Regions from separate parts of the Homo sapiens genome. Here regions 2 and 3 are each linked to region 1. A link is a contact called in ENCODE Hi-C or POLR2A ChIA-PET data. All regions are on one chromosome and are shown on one strand. The core of a region is the stretch at or near the end of the contact, and the rest is flanking DNA. Distances in the headings are between cores, read along the strand shown. Region 1 has its middle 34 kb from the start of DNAJB12. Region 2 has its middle 20 kb from the start of CDH23. Region 3 overlaps CDH23 (cadherin related 23).

The links. Hi-C counts contacts between places; a loop is a spot of excess contacts on that map. ChIA-PET counts read pairs that join two places held with the same protein, here RNA polymerase II (POLR2A). Pooled maps may share reads with other maps.
Region 2: a loop to region 1 is called in a map of CD14-positive monocyte, with 8 times the contacts of the local background. The contact joins two enhancer-like sites. A Hi-C loop is called at or near these places in 1 of 168 maps with a recorded cell type or tissue (CD14-positive monocyte), 1 of 37 single-sample maps with no recorded cell type and 3 of 50 pooled maps.
Region 3: a loop to region 1 is called in a pooled map, with 3 times the contacts of the local background. The contact joins two enhancer-like sites. A Hi-C loop is called at or near these places in 1 of 37 single-sample maps with no recorded cell type and 3 of 50 pooled maps. POLR2A ChIA-PET finds 5 or more read pairs at or near these places in 1 of 52 experiments (PC-9).

What each region holds. Positions count from the first base shown.
Region 1 is chr10:72,319,070-72,322,322 of GRCh38, forward strand. No RefSeq gene overlaps it. Among named protein-coding and RNA genes, the nearest start is that of DNAJB12, 34 kb to the right of the region's middle. RefSeq lists enhancers at 16-65, 1,702-1,996, 1,746-2,165, 2,599-3,253 and a silencer at 416-975. Within about 2 kb of position 1,727, at least 41 of the 41 ENCODE cell types and tissues checked have a DNase peak (open chromatin) inside an H3K27ac peak, as active enhancers do; they include CD14-positive monocyte, where a contact is called at or near this core.
Region 2 is chr10:71,375,667-71,378,919 of GRCh38, forward strand. It overlaps a transcript of SLC29A3 not described here. Among named protein-coding and RNA genes, the nearest start is that of CDH23, 20 kb to the right of the region's middle. RefSeq lists enhancers at 961-1,521, 1,577-1,726 and a silencer at 1,857-1,926. Within about 2 kb of position 1,810, at least 32 of the 41 ENCODE cell types and tissues checked have a DNase peak (open chromatin) inside an H3K27ac peak, as active enhancers do; they include CD14-positive monocyte, where a contact is called at or near this core.
Region 3 is chr10:71,695,956-71,699,208 of GRCh38, forward strand. All of the region lies in intron 22 of CDH23 (cadherin related 23), which reads left to right. Among named protein-coding and RNA genes, the nearest start is that of C10orf105, 22 kb to the right of the region's middle. Within about 2 kb of position 1,761, at least 3 of the 41 ENCODE cell types and tissues checked have a DNase peak (open chromatin) inside an H3K27ac peak, as active enhancers do.

The DNA of each region.
Region 1 (3,253 bases), core at 477-2,976:
AGCAGGTAGGTGAGAAAATGCCTTTTTTTTTTTTTTTTTTTGAGACCAGTCTAGCTATGTCACCCAGGCTGGAATGCAGTGGCAAGATCGTAGCTCACTGCAGCCTTGACCTCCTGGGCTAAAGGGGTCCTCCCGCCTCAGCCTACGGAGTAGCTGGGACTGAAGACTTGAAAATTAAATAAATTGCATTCTTGAAAATGCATGTTAACACGAATTTGTGGAGCACTTACTTACTAGTGCCAACTACGGTACCTGGCCTGGGAAATAGACCTGCCCCGGGAGGTAGACCTCCCCGAGGGCACTCCCAGTCCTGGAGCCCCCAAACTTCTTGAACTACAGAAATTCCCCTAGGACTCCCCTCCCCTGCCCCCCACTCCCCAAGTTGCTGAAAATCATGAGTAACAAAGCGGCCAGGAGTTTCCTGTCTTGCTGAGCTGGCTTACTCAATTTCCCTCGTTTGTCCGCTCAGACCAGACGGGGCAAAGGGCAGCCATCAAAGGTGTCTGGGACGAGCCCGGCGGGGTAATGGGCCGCTAGGGACTCAGTCTGGCCCGGGTCTCAGCCGGGGCAGAAGGCAGCCGGGCGAGGGCCGCGGGTGGGGGGCAGGGGGCCGGGGACAAGCAGCCCCGCCCAGGCCGGCGCGCTGTGTGCACAACGTGCAGGGCTGCGAAAGCGGATGCGGCCTGATGGGGCAATCGCTGGCAACGCGCCGCGGGTTGTCAGCGGGCGCTGGGGGGTGGGAGCCCGGCGCCGGCGGGCCCTGCCTCCAGCATTGGCCCCGCCCCCAGTTCCGCAGTCGTGGCTGGGTTTCGGGGAGGGCGCCCGGTGCGGGGGGCGCCCAGGGCCTGCGCACACGGGTAGGCCCGCGTGCCCAAGCCCCCTTGCAGCCCAGGCGCCCTGGCTCATTATCCATCCCGGCCACTGGCGTTCGGTTCCGCTCCTGTCGCACCACCCCCTCACTGCTCTGACAGATACCAGGAGCTGGTGCCAACCCGCAGACACACCTGGGCAGCCCCACGTGGGTATCGCACGCGCAGGGGCACATCTGCCCTGCCGGGTTTGGAGAGCAGTTGCAAGTCAGCCCCTGGAATGTGGTCCCGTGCCGGCTGGAGCAAGAACTGTGTAACCTCTCTGAGCCTCAGATAACTCATCTGTTAAATGGGGAGGATGATAGCATCACTGGGTTGTTGTCAGGATGAAATAAGATAGAGGCTATAGGGGCGGGTGTGGTGGCTCACTCCTGTAATACCAGCACTTTGGGAGGCCAAGGTGGGAGGATCCCTTGAGCCCAGGAAGTCAAGGCTGCAGTGAGCCAAGATCACGCCACTGCACTCCAGCCTGTGCGACAGTGTGAGACCTGGTCTCAAAAAAAAAAAAAAAAGGCTACAAAGTGTTATATCAGAGTCACTAGCACTCACCCAGTAAGTGATAGCCATGAAGATTCTTAAAGAGAAGGGAACTGGGAGCTACAAAGCCAGCTGGGCTCACAGGCTGCAACTGGGGCATGTCTGGGTTTCCGGCTTCTTTTTTCCTTCCCTGTATCATATTTATTTTTTCCTCAATATCACCCCTCATCTTTCACCCAGGGCCTGCAATATTCCTTCGTTCATTTGACACACATCGGTTGATATTTGTGCCTGCTGTGAGGCATTAAAAACTGCTTATCTGGCTGTGTGGCACCCGGGAACTTTCCCCAGGCCACACCAGCTACACCTGTGGCCTCCTCAGCCTGGGTTGCTGCCCTGAGTCACTGGAGTAGGTCACTTCCTCTCTCAGTCCCTCCATCTGTGCAATAGGGATAAGAGGCCTGGCTTCTCTCTAGTCTCCTGGGACTGTCAGGGGATGAGTCAGATAACGGTGGGGAAGGCGCAGAGAGGCAGAAAGCAGCTCTTACTAGAGCGGGGCCCATCTGGCTGATGCAAGGCTTGCACTTTGCATGTAACCCCAGCCGGTACAAACAGGGATGGCTCCGGGAAGCGTGAGGAGCAGGGGGAGCAGAGAAGTCCCCAACCCTACCCGACAGCCGGGGTGTGGGATCCAGACTGGCAGCTTAGGAGTCTGAGCAGCTGGGGCTCTGTCCAGGCTCTGCTTCCCCAGCTCTGCGAGCATGACAGCAGGTTCCTGACCCCTCTGATCCGGCTGCCTTTTCTGTCACTCAGGGGTTGCAGTACCTCCCTCACCTAGCTGAAGTTGGAAGTGAAGGTGGTAACTCCCAGAGGGAGTGGAGCCCTTCCGTGTTTCTGGGAGGGGTCTGAGGGCTGGCCGGGGGGGTCCGGGTGGGGGAGGTGGGACCAGACAGGAGGAAGGCAGCCCTGGCCAAAGGCTCAGCATATTCCATAGTCACCTCAGGCAGGGGGTTCTAGGGGCTCCTCCCAAAAGAGTCAGAGACCCCTGCACCCTCAGCCGACCCCAGGCATGACAGACCCCGCCTCATCCCACAGTGCACAAGGAGATCACACTCAGATCTGGGCCCCAGTCTGGCGTCTGCCCCAGGCCAGCTGCATGACCTTGGGCAGGTGATTGAATGTTTTTGGGTCTCCATTTTTCCACTTGTGAAATGGGGATAGCGATGCCTACTTTGTAAAGCTGTTGTGAGGCTGGGGGAAAATGAGAACGATATCAAGTGTTCACAGTAGAGGCCAGCACTGTTGTGAGCGGCAGCTCCTCTCCCTCCCCTCCCCTCCCCCTTTCCCTATCACAGGTGGGGCCAGGTGGAATGTCACAGTAAGTCCTTGGGATAGAAAGGTCTACTGACATATTCAAAGTGCCCCCGCCCCCAAGGTTTCTAGCCTGATACCATAAGCTTTGATGGCAAGAGCTCTGTTTGCTTGGGGACTTTATATGCATGATTGTATTTGACATATGACGAGGGCCATACGTGGCATCCATTATATAGATGGAAGCGGAGGCAGGAGAAGTCAAATAGCTTGTCTGGTCACATGGCTAGAAAGGGTGAGTGCCAGGATTTGAAACCAGGTCTTCCGGACTCCAGCTCATCCACCACACACCCCCTGCCTGCCTCTTGCTTTTGCCCTGGGTGTTCTCCTCTTTCCTGAGTGGCCTCTTATGATGTGGAGTCCCCGAGGCCAGGGACGGTCATGAGCATGGCTTCCTTGTCTTCCAGGGTGTGGCTCAAGCACACAGTGGGTCCTCAGTCCACCCTGCTGACCAGGGAGATGAGTCCTGGCATGAGGGAGATGACTCATGAAGCCGGGCTGGGCGAGGGTACGTGCCTGTGTCTCTGTGTGCGTGC
Region 2 (3,253 bases), core at 560-3,059, 940 kb before region 1:
GACGTGACTAATATTATTCATTTCATAGGCAAGGAAATGGAGAATCAGGCAGGAATCCCCAAACCCCAGAGTGGTATAAGCTGACATTTAGGAAGAACACAGACGGCTGTCTCCCCTGAAAGCCAAACAGATACTCATGGGCCAGGTAAGTTCTCCCTTTCACATTTAGGACCCCCATTAACAAGAGTCTGCCTTTTGTGGTTGGTGTTTTCACCATTTTCATTTTAGCCAAGAAAAATAAGAACTTCTGGGGCCACTGATTGATCCCTTTAAATTGAGGGCAGAAAGCTGGCCATTTTTCAGAAGCGAAGAGCGTCAGCAGTGGTGTTAGGTATAACTAGAAGAGGGGGAAGAAGGGGCAAAAATAGAGGTGGGGCAAAGTGTAAACAGGAAATAGAAGACACAAAGCCAAACCAGCTTGAACATTTTTAAGGACTTGAAACTCCAGGGAGTGGTGGAAACAAACTCCAGATTGTTCCTGTCCTAAGTAAACACGGCAATGTGTCTCTTACAAAGCTCTGACCACAGCCACTCTTTGATACTGATAGAACTATTGCTTATTGAAACTACTATGATGATTTGCCCACTAACCTCCACTGGGCCCTCAGTAGCTGCCAGGCACCTGGCTAAGACTGAACATCCTCTTGTCAATCCTCACAGGAAGACTTGAAGTGAAAATTGCAGGCTCTGGACTTGACTAGCCTGGGTTGGAAATCTGGCCCTGTAGAGCTGTGTCAGAGCAAATCAAATTCTTCCCTGAGCCTATTTCCTCATTCATTATACCCATTCTACTAAATGCATGTAATAACTATTATACCTCTTAGATTTCAACATTAGACCATTTATCAGGGGTAGGAAGTAAGCAACCAATAACAATGTCACTTATTATTCACTGTTGGTATTATCAGTACCAGAAGGGCAAAGAAGCTTCTGAAGTTTGTCAACCTTAAATAATAAGATATAGAAAATATGACTAGCTATAGAGTTTATTCAAGCCCAAAGCTTGAGGATGGCCACCCAGGAGCATAGATTCAAGTTTCCCTGAATGTATATGCTGAGTAGCAGCAATTAGAAGTGGGTTTTTGTTTCTGTGTTTTTTTGTTTTGTTTTGTTTTGAGATGGAGTCTCCCTTCGTTGCCCAGACTGGAATGCAGTGGTGTGATCTCAGCTTATTGCAAACTCCACCTCCTGGATTCAGGAGATTCTCCTGCCTCTGCCTCTGCCTCAGCCTCCCGAGTAGCTGGGATTACAGGCACCTGCCACCACGCCCGGCTAATTTTTATATTTTTAGTAGAGGCGAGGTTTCACCATGTTGCCCAGGCTGGTCTCGAACTCCTGACCTCAAGACCTCACCCTCCCAAAGTGCTGGGATTACAGGCGTGAGCCACCGCGCCCGGCCCTGTCTTTTCTCAAGGTCACTTGGCCCAGTGTCACAGAGCTGAACCAAGATGGTTAGGCTGAGGGATAGGTCCCGAAGTGCTCAGATCTCCGGGCCTCAAGGCCCAGGCTGGGGTGGCACGGCAGGGGCTGATGGGGAGGTGCCCAGGCCGCCGGCGGATGCTCCCGGAAGATGCTCTAAGCTGCCGCTCCAGGTATCCCCTGGGCTGAGGCTACCTGGAGACGCCCACGGCAGTGACACACCAAGCGGGGTATGGCGAATCGTCAGGTCCGCAAAACCACCCAGTTCAGCAACTCATGGCTATGCCGAGCCCGCCGCGCTCAGCTCGGCCAGAAACAGCTCCTAGAGCCAGGGACTGGACCGCCCCCGCTGGCCTCTGGCAGGCAAACAGCCACCGGCCACGAAATAGATGGCCGCGAGGGCTTCCGGGAGCCGCGGGGCAGGCCGGGAGCCGGGCCGCACAGCCAATGCCCGCGCGGGGGCCGTCGGTAGTTACCCGGCAACGAGGTGGACGCCCAGTAGAGGGAGCGGAGCCAGTAGGGCTGGAAGAACTGGCAAGAAAGCCCTAGAGAGAGGCGACCTGCCAATTTTGGAAGCGGCTTTTTGTTTTGTCCCCAGATCACTCATTCCTACCTGGTCTTGGAGGAAGATCGTCAAGGCAAATGATAAGAAACAGAAATAAACCAGGGGAACAAATAATGATAAAAAAGATACTCATATTTGTTGAGCACTTACTGTCGGCCTGGCTCTTTGCAAGGATTACTTAATTTGATCATCTGATTTTGCTGTCCCAAGTTGTAAATGAGAAAATAGGAGTTTAGACAGATTAAGCATCTTGGCCAAACTACCTCAAACTAGGGAGTGTCAGAGCTGGAATTTGAACTTGGGTGGGCATGAACTCAGGTGGCTTGAGTTCTTAATGAGTCAAACCGTGGACACTCATTTCAGTTCAGCAAACCTAAATCTGTGTTCCTACTAGGCCATGCAGGGCCAATCCAGGTTTTATGGGGTCTGAAGCTTAGACAATGTTGGGGGGGGGGGTCCTCTTTTGGAAAAAAGAATAAAAAATTACAAATATAAAGTTAGGTACAAAAATGAACTTAGAATGTAAAAAGAAATCATAACAAAATATTTTTGCTAATTTTACAAAAATATACGACCATATGAATGCATAGCTAGGGACTCAACGAAGCCGTCTTTGACCCTTAGCTTCCCTTGAAATCCTTCAGTCAGATGTCAAACTACCTTGCAAGCTTCTCTGCGGTTCTCCTCCCACCCTGTCTCCCAGCCAAAGGACCTGAGACCCTAGCAACAGGCTTAATAGGGCTTTTCTGGCCATAGGAGCGATTTTAGCCTGAGTCAACTTGAGTGCCAGAGGGTGAATGCCCTCAGAAGCAGCTCCCAAATACTGATGAACAGGGAGTTGGTGGATAAATTCCCTAGCTTCCTCATCCCTCAAGTGAGATCATGCTGAGACACTTTGTGGTTCTTAGGGTGTAGTCCCAAACCAGCAGCAAACTGTACCACTTGAGAACTAGTTAGAAATGCAAATTCTTAGCCTACTACTACCCTGTACCTACTGAATCTAAAATTGTAGGGGCTGGGGCCCAGTCATTGGTGTTTTAACAAGCCCTCCTAGTGAGTCTGTGCTGAAGTTTGAGAACGACTGTTCTGCTAGGCTGTTCCCCAGAGCTCCCTTATGGGCTTGAGCTCCCGTTGTCTACAATGGTAACCTGCTTGATAACACATCTTTTTTTGGTCTCCTTCCCTTTCTTGTCTCACTTCCTCATTCTTCAGCTGGAGCTTCCTGAATTCACTTCTAATAAACGACTTGCACTTTAATCCTTGTCTGGG
Region 3 (3,253 bases), core at 511-3,010, 620 kb before region 1:
CCCCACGGGCTGGCCCCCACGGCTGCCCAGCAGGGGTTTTGTTCACCTCAGGAATTTTCTGGCACAGGTTTGCCAGGTTTGCACAGGCCCCTGTGTGTGTTGTGTGCTCATGTGCAGGAATGTGCACAATTCAGGGTGCAGAGGGGAGACACGGTCAAAGCCAGGGCATCTCCAGCGGAGACCAGAATCCTGGGGAAACTGAGGAAGCCCAGGTCCCACCCCCACACCATCTGCTCTGCTGGGAGGTCCACATTTTTCAGCCTTCTCCTCCCCCACCCTGTACACCACGTGGCCTTACTTGAGGAGGCTTGTCCCCACATGAACATCCCCACTGCCACCCACCCAGCCCTGTGGGGGACATGAATCCTGGCAATTGACTGAACACCTGGGATGTGCTCTGAGCCTCCCCTGAGGGCTTCTCAGGAACTCTCTCCTCCTCACTGTAATCTCACAAGGCAGAGGGATTCCGTTGCCACTGCACTGTGGAGGAGACAGACTTAGAGCTTAAAGGCTTGCCCAAGGTCCCAAAGCTAGTAAAGGGTGCGGTCAGGACTCGAACCCTGGTCTGTCTGACTTGGAGACAAGGGATTAGAAACCACCTGGCCCAGTCCTTATTCCTCTGGGAGGGGGCACCCACACACCAGCTGACAGCCAGTCAGTGAACAATGTGGAAAGGAAGATAGGCATGACGGCCAATCCTTCCCTCCCTCTTTGTCCTTCCTTCCAGGTTGACCTCCTCTCCCATCCAGAGCCACTGCCAAGTATGGCTCTGGCACTGGAATAGGCACAGTGGAATAGGGCAGAGGTGAGGGATCTGGAATCTGCGATTTTTTTCAAAGCCCCGTAGAGGAATTCCTTCCAGCCCAGGGCCAGGTTTAGAAACCAGGACCCTCGCCCTTTGACACAGCTCTCTAGGCTCTTTGGTGGGTGCTCTCTGCTGCCGCCTTGTGGGCACTGCACTGGCCCAGGGTAACCTCCTCCCCACCCCAGCCAGGGATTCCAAGAGCTGGGGCTGGATCTCACCTCTGAACACCTTCTGGTCAACCCTCACCTTTCCCTTAGGTTTTTGGGAAATTCCTCCCAAAGGGGATTGAGGGGCAGGTGAGGAAGGTTGCTCTGGGAAAAGGGGGCTGCACAGGACACCAGCCTGGATTGCCGTTATCAAATAGTACACCCGGCAGACAAGGCGTGGGTGTGCCAGGTGAGGACTGCACACAGTCTTGGGCATCTGCAAGCTTTGGTCCCCCCGCCCTTCACCAGGTCTCCTGCCCTCCACATGTCCTTCTGAGCCATGAGCAGGCATGGACAATGGACCAAGGACCTGCTGCCCAGTGCCTCCTCACTTTCCAGGAAATCCACGAGCTATCAGGGAATGCCTACTGCATGCCAGGCCCCACGCTTGTCAGGCTGAGGGTACAGGAAGCAACACCAGGCCAGGTGCAGTGGCTCACGCCTGTAATCTCAGCACTTTGGGAGGCCAAGGCAGGCAGATCGCTTGAGCCCAGGAGTTTGAGACCAGTATGGGCAACATAGTAAGATCCCCACCCCCTTTATAAAATTTTTTTTAAGTAGCCAGGTGTGGTGGTGCACACCTGTGGTCCCAGATACTCAGGAGGCTAAGGCAAGATGATTTTTGAGCCTGGATGATAGAAGCTGCAGTGAGCCAAGATCACACCACTGCACTCCAGCCTGAGTGACAGAGTGAGACCCTGTCTCAAAAAAAAAAAGGAAGCTCCCGCCCTGCCTGCCTTTGGGGAGTGTCATGTCACTCTTCTATTCAAACCCCAGTGGTTCCCATCTCACCCTGTGCAAAAGCCAGAGCCCTTGCCAGACCTACAAAACCCGCAGGGTCTGCCCCATTGTCACCCCTGAGGAGTCAGCCGCATCATCCCTATCTGTAGTACAGAGCGGGTGTGGCTGTTCCACCGCTGGCGTCAGGTGGGCACAGGCTGGAGATTTTTGGTGCCCCAGGGTAGTATTTGAGACCTGAAAAATAAATGTGATGACCTGAAAGTTCAAAGATAAAAGGGCAAAATCAAAATTAAAACTTGTTATATGAAACATCTATCAGATGAAAGATGGCAGCTTTAGTAACTATGAAATTTAGTGTTTGTGAAAATTTCATTACATTCGAGGACAAATTGGAGGTTAGATTTTTCTAGAATTCTTGAAAATTTTCCAGAATTTTCTGGAATTCCCAGTTACGTATGATGATTGCCAGGAAATCAGAAATCAAGAAGCTTATATGTTAGTCAAGTTTGTCATAGCCAAATATTTTGAAAAGGAAGTTATAAAAATTATTTCCAATTTTATAGCCATAAAATGTATATATGCATACATATGTATATACATGGGTATGTCTCATTACCTTGGAGAGGACCCCCTGGAGACTTCTAGGGCCTCACAGTGCCCCAGGTTGAGGTAGGGTCTGTGGCCAAAGTGTGAGGTGAGGTGGCTACAGAGGGAATAGCTAACAGAGTTTCAGGTGACAGAAGGAGGAGGTGATATTTGAACAGGGGCTGGCCCACCACCTGACTCATCTCCCACCCCACCCTTCCCACACCCACCGCACACACCCACGCCCACAACCACCACCCATCCCCAACACACAGGCCTTTCGTTTCCCTGCACCCACTCAACTCTCCCCCAGCTCAGAGCCTTTGCACGAGCCCTTTCCTCCCTGACCCCTGCTCTTTTCATAGGTAGCTCATTCTGTTTCATCTGTCCCAGCTTAAAACGTCAGCTGTCTTAGAGAGGCCCTGCCTGACTACTGTCTAAAGTAGCTCTGACCCCTCTCCAAATTCTGTTTCCTGCAGAGCTGGACCCACAATCTGTGCTTATTTGTTTTGTAGGCTATTTGCTTATTAAGAGGCACGTGGTTTAGTGATTAAGCAGGCAGCCTCTGGTACCAAAATGCCCAAGTTCTCACTCTAGCTACACCACTTACCAGCTGTGTGACCTTGGGCAAGTTGCTTAACCTCTCTGTGCTCCAGTTCTTCTCATCTAAAAAATAGGGCTAGTAAGAGTCCCCACCCGATAGAACTGTGATCAGCGCTTACTGAGCCAAGACATAGGAAGCACTGGCACATGGGGAGTGGTCGGTAAATGGTAGCTGTCACCATCATCACTATCATTACCATCATCTGCTTCCTTTGCTGGAATCGCACTTGTCTTGTTCACTGTCAAACCATACTGCCTAGCACAGTTCCAGGCACATTGTAGGTGTTCAAAATATTTCAAAATATGTGTTGTT